Linked DNA regions of Mus musculus: region 2 is linked to region 1. Evidence: chromatin contacts called from ENCODE Hi-C or POLR2A ChIA-PET data. All regions are on one chromosome and are shown on one strand. Each heading gives the region's core, a stretch centred on a gene start or an enhancer-like site at or near the end of the contact. The rest is flanking DNA. Distances are from core to core; before and after follow the strand shown.

What was found. Hi-C counts contacts between places; a loop is a spot of excess contacts on that map. ChIA-PET counts read pairs that join two places held with the same protein, here RNA polymerase II (POLR2A).
Region 2: a loop to region 1 is called in a map of regulatory T cell, with 2.4 times the contacts of the local background. The contact joins the promoter of Mrpl11 here to the promoter of Actn3 in region 1. A Hi-C loop is called at or near these places in 1 of 37 maps with a recorded cell type or tissue (regulatory T cell). POLR2A ChIA-PET finds 5 or more read pairs at or near these places in 2 of 5 experiments (both embryonic stem cell).

What each region holds. Positions count from the first base shown.
Region 1 is chr19:4,876,456-4,879,597 of GRCm38, reverse strand. It overlaps Actn3 (actinin alpha 3), which reads left to right and starts at 1,689. Exons shown (of 21, transcript NM_013456.2): 1 at 1,689-1,887. The coding sequence starts at 1,744. It overlaps Zdhhc24 (zinc finger, DHHC domain containing 24), which reads right to left and starts at 930. Exons shown (of 3, transcript NM_027476.3): 1 at 569-930. The coding sequence starts at 849.
Region 2 is chr19:4,960,889-4,964,030 of GRCm38, reverse strand. Mrpl11 (mitochondrial ribosomal protein L11) reads right to left here and starts at 1,725. Exons shown (of 5, transcript NM_025553.4): 1 at 1,516-1,725; 2 at 1,057-1,152; 3 at 612-705; 4 at 366-525. The coding sequence starts at 1,638.

The DNA of each region.
Region 1 (3,142 bases), core at 440-2,939:
TAAAATTGAAACTTTATGCTGGAGAGATGGCTCAGTGGTTAAAGGCATTTGCTTCGCAGACTTGATGGCCTGTTCACTCTTCTGAACCCACGTGGTAGGAGAGAACAAACTCCCGAAAATTGTCCTCCGACCTCCACCTGTGTACCCCGGCATGCGCGCCTGGGACCGGACACACATCACACATACAGACACAAATAATAAAGATAACTTCTCGCCTCTTTTACCCTGCTCTGTTTTTTGTTTCTGTATCATTCTTGAGCATCTAGTTTACGCAATTTGCTTTTTTTTTATTGGCTTATTATTATCTTTATTATCTGCACCTTCCGCCACTGAAATCAACTCCAGGAGGTCGGGCATCTGTTTTCACTTGAGTCCTAGGAACAGTGGCTGCTCAATATCTGAATGAATAAGTAGCGGGTGCCAGGCTCTAAAGGAGTTCTATGGCTCTAACAACCCGGATGCTAACGTCATCTGGTTACTGACACCTCAAGTTCTGGGTCCTTTCTTGGTACCAGCGACCACCAGACCCCCTGCTTCTGCCCGCCGACTCCCGGAGCCCAACACTCACGCCCAGCCCTGTCCCAGGCCGCGGCCAGCCAGCATCACCCCCCGAATGCTGGGATCCGAGCGGAGGAAGAGCACCACGTTGCCCAGCAGATTGAGCAGCTGATAAGCAGCTAGCGCCAGTTGCAAGGCCCGGGCCAGTGGTCCCAGCGGGGGTGGCCCAGGCCCCAGCACCATCACGTAGGCCAGCTCCAGGACCACGACGGCGGCCCACAGCGCGGTGAGTACCAGTGGCATCCGCGCGGGCGCTCCTTCTGCGCCCCGAGCTGCCCAGGACTCCCCCATGGTCGGACCCACCGGCTTTCCGATCGCTGGGATCCCACTGCTTCCGCATTGGGGAGGGCCTAGCAGCGAACTGACGTCTCCTGCAACCAATAGGAGCTCCGCAGGGGGTGCGTTGCGCGCGCCAGACTTATAGGGAGGGGCCACAGATACGGAGAAGTGATTGGCTAACTGACCAGATGTTCGAAAATCTGATTGGTGATGCTGCCCAGGTGTCAAAAAGAAGCAGTCCGCCCAGCGTACTGCAGTAGCCGCCCCTGGTGTGGCTTGCTGCCACTCCATGAGGATTGAGTTGCAGCCCCCGGGGCGTCGGGGTTTCCCGGCTCAGCACATTCTCCCTACACTCCTCTACAGCCGCCCCGGTATTAATAGACCTGGCTGGCCCTATCATCTGGCCCTGAGCCTTTCCCCATGCTCGGGTGTCTCCATCACCCTAGAAAACTCCCCAAACAACTTGTTGACTTGCTGTTACAGACTGTGAAATAGAAATAGGGGTCTGTTTCTCGAGCGCAATGCTTAGGAGGGACAGACTCAGGTCCAAGGGGCAGCCTTTAGGATGCCTACAGCCACCACTTGGAATCCACTTAATAGATGAGGAAACAAAGTCCATGGCTGTCCCAAGATCACACAGCAAGTTAACCACAGAGCTAAAATGCGAACCCACTATCTAGGCCAGTAGTCATCCCAGCATCCCCCGCGATTCCGCAATCTTTGACTCCAGCACAATCTCTTCTCTGGTCCAGTTCCCAACCTCCCTCGCCCCCTATCTGGCCCCACCCACGTACCCCATATTTAGTACGAACCCGATCTGGGGGCTGGACCGGGCCCTACTTAACCCGGCCTGAGTGTGCAGGAGCTCGCCCAGTGAAGCAGAGCGGAGCCAAGAGCCTGAGCAAGATGATGATGGTTATGCAGCCCGAGGGTCTGGGGGCCGGGGAGGGGCCCTTCTCTGGCGGTGGGGGCGGCGAGTACATGGAACAGGAGGAGGACTGGGACCGCGACTTGCTGTTGGACCCGGCCTGGGAGAAACAGCAGCGGAAAGTGAGTGCTCACCCATTTCCCAAAGGCAAAAACTGAGGCTGGGAGGCCAGGCAGTTCTTCTCGGGCATCTGGGCAGTTCAAGGTCAGAGCCTGGCTGTAATCTAGAGTGCAGCTCCCCAAACCAGGCTCTGCCCACCAGCTATATGCTGTCCTCAAAGATCAGAAGAGTTCTCATAGGGATTTAGGATATCAAGGACACCGTGGAGTCCCTCAGTGACTCCCCAATAACTTTAAGCCCACTGCCCCTCTTGTGTTGGTGAAAGTGGATTTTGGACAAGGTCCAAGAGACCCAACTCATTCTTGGATGGGAGGTGAGGGGTTCTCAGAAAGTTATGTTCCTTTAGTCTCCAGTTAAGTATCCCTAGACCCCATCCTGAGGAGAACATGCCAGACACACAACCAGTGGATTTGGGGTGTAGGAGAGAACAGCTGTCTCATATTCTTTCCCATCCTCTACTCTGTCTTCTGCTATGGGTGGATCCCTCTACTGGCTTGACAATGGAGGAAATTGAGGCCCAGAAAAGGGCACAGATAGGCAGGCAGCCTGTTGTGTACTGAGGAAGAAAAGAATGCCCCCATCTGAGGGTCTTTGTTCCTTGCCTCACCCCACTCTTTCCCAAGATTCCCCTCCCTGTCTAGAAGCCCTGAGTCTGCTGAAAAGGCCAGAAGGTCAGGAGGAGGGGAGCCCCGGCTCCCCTTACCAGTAACCTAACCCAGGCTCCCACATGGACACTTGTGCTGAGGCAGCGCCTTTGTGGGAGCTCAAGAGGGCCATGAGGGCAGCCATTGCCCAGGCTCAGCCTTGCAGGGCACTGCCCCCTCCTTCCCTGGATCATTTCACCCCTGGCTACCAAGAGGAGGGAGCAGGACACCTGGGTTCCCTGAAGAGAAAATGATTCCATCCGAACTGAGGAATTTTTGGGGTTCTGAAGGCCAGGCTTAGGGTGAGCACCATGAAGCCATGGAACCTGCCTTTTGCCAATTGTGCGTGCTTTTAGGAAAGTAGAGGGCATTGCAGACCTGAGAACCCCAGAATTTACAAGCAGATCGTTTCCGCTGTGTTAGATGACAGGAGCTGACTGCGGGGGGGGGGGGGGGGGGTGAGAAGCCTGAGCTGAATGGAATGAGGCCTGGGATGATCCACCCTCCCCCCCAGCCCCCTCCCCCTCCCCCTGCACCTGTCTCCAAGCATGGCTGTGGTCCCTGAGTTCCTGCAATCCCCGGGTGATGTCATCCCTGCCCCTGGCTCCAGCTG
Region 2 (3,142 bases), core at 476-2,975, 84 kb before region 1:
TTTTATAACATTGACACCTGCTAGTCTAGGCCTCTATGTATGGGTCGGCCTTTAGGACTACACATTTCTCCAGAGTGGCCAGGCACTACTGGCCATTCCTGGTTCTAGCCAGTGCCCAGATCCATGTCCAGGACAGAACAGGTGCTTATGAAATATATTCCAAACAAGATGAGGCTTCAACCCATATCCTTCTGCTAGAATCTGCTAGACATGTATGAAAATGTCACAATGAAGCTTAATATGCATAACTAACATAGGCTATAAATTAAGAAGAACAAATAAAGCCCAACCACCTCACTGTAATGGGCCTTCTCAGCTTTCCTCCCAAATGAAGAACTTACTTGGATTCCTCTCAAGATACTCACTCCTTCACCACTCGAATGCCCAGGGAACGGGCAGAGCCAATGATGGAACGGACCACAGAAGACAGGGGCACATCTTGCATGGCAAAAGCATCATCCTTAGCTTTGACACAGGCAATCTCATATACGTGCTTCAAACTCACCAGGCCTGCCACCTCTTTCCCTGGGAAGAAGGAGCAAAGAATTCTTCAAGTGCCACTACATTTCTCTGGATACATCAGACTCTCAGGTGCCCACTCTAGTCCTTACCTGTATGCCGGGCCCCCTTCTCGATCCCAGCAGCTGCCTTCAAAAAGTAAGAAACAGTGGGCTGCCCAATCTTGAGCTCAAATGTCCTGTCGGGCTTAACAGACAAAGATACATGAGAATTTCTTGGTTTTCTATCCAGTCCAAGACATTTCTAATGTCCCTTTCCTTCTCCCACCAACTTGCACACCACAAAAGACAGAAAAACAAATCTACAGCACACATCCCTGCCATTTTTATTCCTAGCCCAAATCTCCTCTGGAAGCCCCAGTGAGATGAGAGGTAAGAACCACAATATGGCAGGATCAAGCCAGTTCAGAGAAATTATGGTCTAGGCTTCTGTTTAAATGATAAGTGGAAGGTAGCAACCAAGTTAAGAGTCAGAGAAGCAACCAGAGTGACTAGTTTCAAGGGCCAAGGAAATATATGGGAGAATGGGTCTCTCTACCTTTATAAAAATTTTTGTAGGCAGGGGAATGCCTTCTTTGATGTCCTTTGTCTTCTCGTTGAACTCTTTGCAGAACTGGTTGATAGAGACACCTCGCTATAAGGAACGCATACACAAAGTTAAGTATGGGAGCTGAAGGCTTTCTACCAACCAGGAGCCCCTGTCCTTTCATCTTTGTGTGTGTGGGGGGGGGGGGCGGGGGTATGGGTGTGTGTTGTTATATTTCTTCTACTCTGGTTCTATAGCTTTGGGTGCCAGGCAATTCGTCCACAAGGTACCACTTAATCAGCAACTAGCCAACTTGGGGGTCAGAGGTGCTGAGGTCAAAAGAGGCTCCGTAAGTAATACAAGGACATAAGGCCTGAAGGTGTGAATAGTGGAGACAACGTTTATAAAGGAGACTTCCCCGGCTCCAGCGCACTCTCCCACGTCTCCCAGGCCGGGTTCCGCACACCGCACCTGACCCAAGATGGGACCTAGTGGAGGCCCAGGAATAGCTTGGCCTGCTCGCACGATGGACCGGATCACGCCGCCGGCCTCGGGCTTCTTGAGGGTCCGAGTGGCCCGGCTTAGCTTGGACATGATGTAGGATTTTAATCTTAGCTCGCCTCGGAGAAGCAAAGAACTACGCTCTGGGCGCGGCCATTTTGGGTCAGAGGTGAAGGGCCCTCGTGTTCGGCTAGGGTAAATGAGACCAAAAAAGAGCAGTCTTGTTTCAGGCATACAGCTCTCCAACTAAAGACCAATTACGGAATTTAAGAATTAATTGAACTTTGCGCTCTGAAGGCAGGACGAGAACCTATATGGTTTCAGTACACACAATCCCTCAGCGGTGCGCACAGGCATCACCTTAGACAGCCAAACAGGAGTTCGGGACTTTGAGTCTCCGCACAGCATTGTGGGTATGTAGTTCAGCGCCTTATCCTGCGCCTGCTGTTGGCCGTGTTCTGGGTTGCCATCTGCTGGACACAGTGATATCTTAGCGTTTGATATGGAGCAAGTTATGCAAAATCCCTTGAGTCTTTTGTTTCCTCATGTGGTTTTTCATGGAAGGCAATATGATTATAGACGGGAAATGAAATGGCAGACTGCTGCTCTTGCTGGCTATGAACCTGATTCATAGCTAGACAAAGAGTTAGAGCTAGGATTAGGCTACTGTTTCTGTTACCTATGAAAATCTTTGACACCGCGAATATTATAGGTACCTTTCAGAATTGTTGTGACAGCTCAGTAACACACGTTGAACCAAGAAGGCATTTACCGCTATTTATACAAAGGGAAAAGCTCTTCCCCGCGCTTTTGAAATGCTAAGTTTGTGAATTCTCATCCCAGTCAAACCTGATTTTCCACTAGCTTATTAGGCATACTTTATTGCTTCCCCGTCTTTCATTTTTTCATTGGAAGATGACTTTTTGTGTCTCAGAACTCCGCATCCCGCTCTATTCTGTCCAGGATTCCTGATTATTACTTGCGTTTTAGGGAATGGTATTTGAGCCAGGTGGTGTTTGAAGCCTTTATTATCCCTCCCTAGAGCAATCTTGTGTATCTAGGCACTTTAGGGTAGTAGCAATGGCCTTGGTAGGACTCTTTGACTCACAGACTCTTCCTGACCACACGTGGCTGCAAAGCTCCAATAACTGTAGGTTGAATGCTCCATTATTTTCTCCAACAGTTCAGGATATAAAGTTCTCTGATCCAGTCTCCAGACTGAGACTACTTCGAAGGAACTATCCACTAACTCACTGTTTGCGATCCTTCAGATTCGAGGGGAATTCTCCAGTTTCTTTTTTCTTTTTTTTTTCCTTTTCTTTTCCTTTTTAAAAAATAATTCCTCTCCAGACAACCAGGCAGCCTATTATGTAGCATACCACTTCAAATTCTATCATCTTCCTCTAAACCGCCTCTCACAAACCTCCATTTTTTTCTTTCCTCTACCATTTCCTTGTGTGTGCAATGTACGTTTTTGCGTGTGTGTGGGTGAATGTGTGTGTGGATTTGCACATGTGTACACACACGAGAAGGGCCGAGGCTGATGTTAAGATCCTCTTCCATTGCCCTTCTGAGGTGGGGTCTCTTACTCAAACTA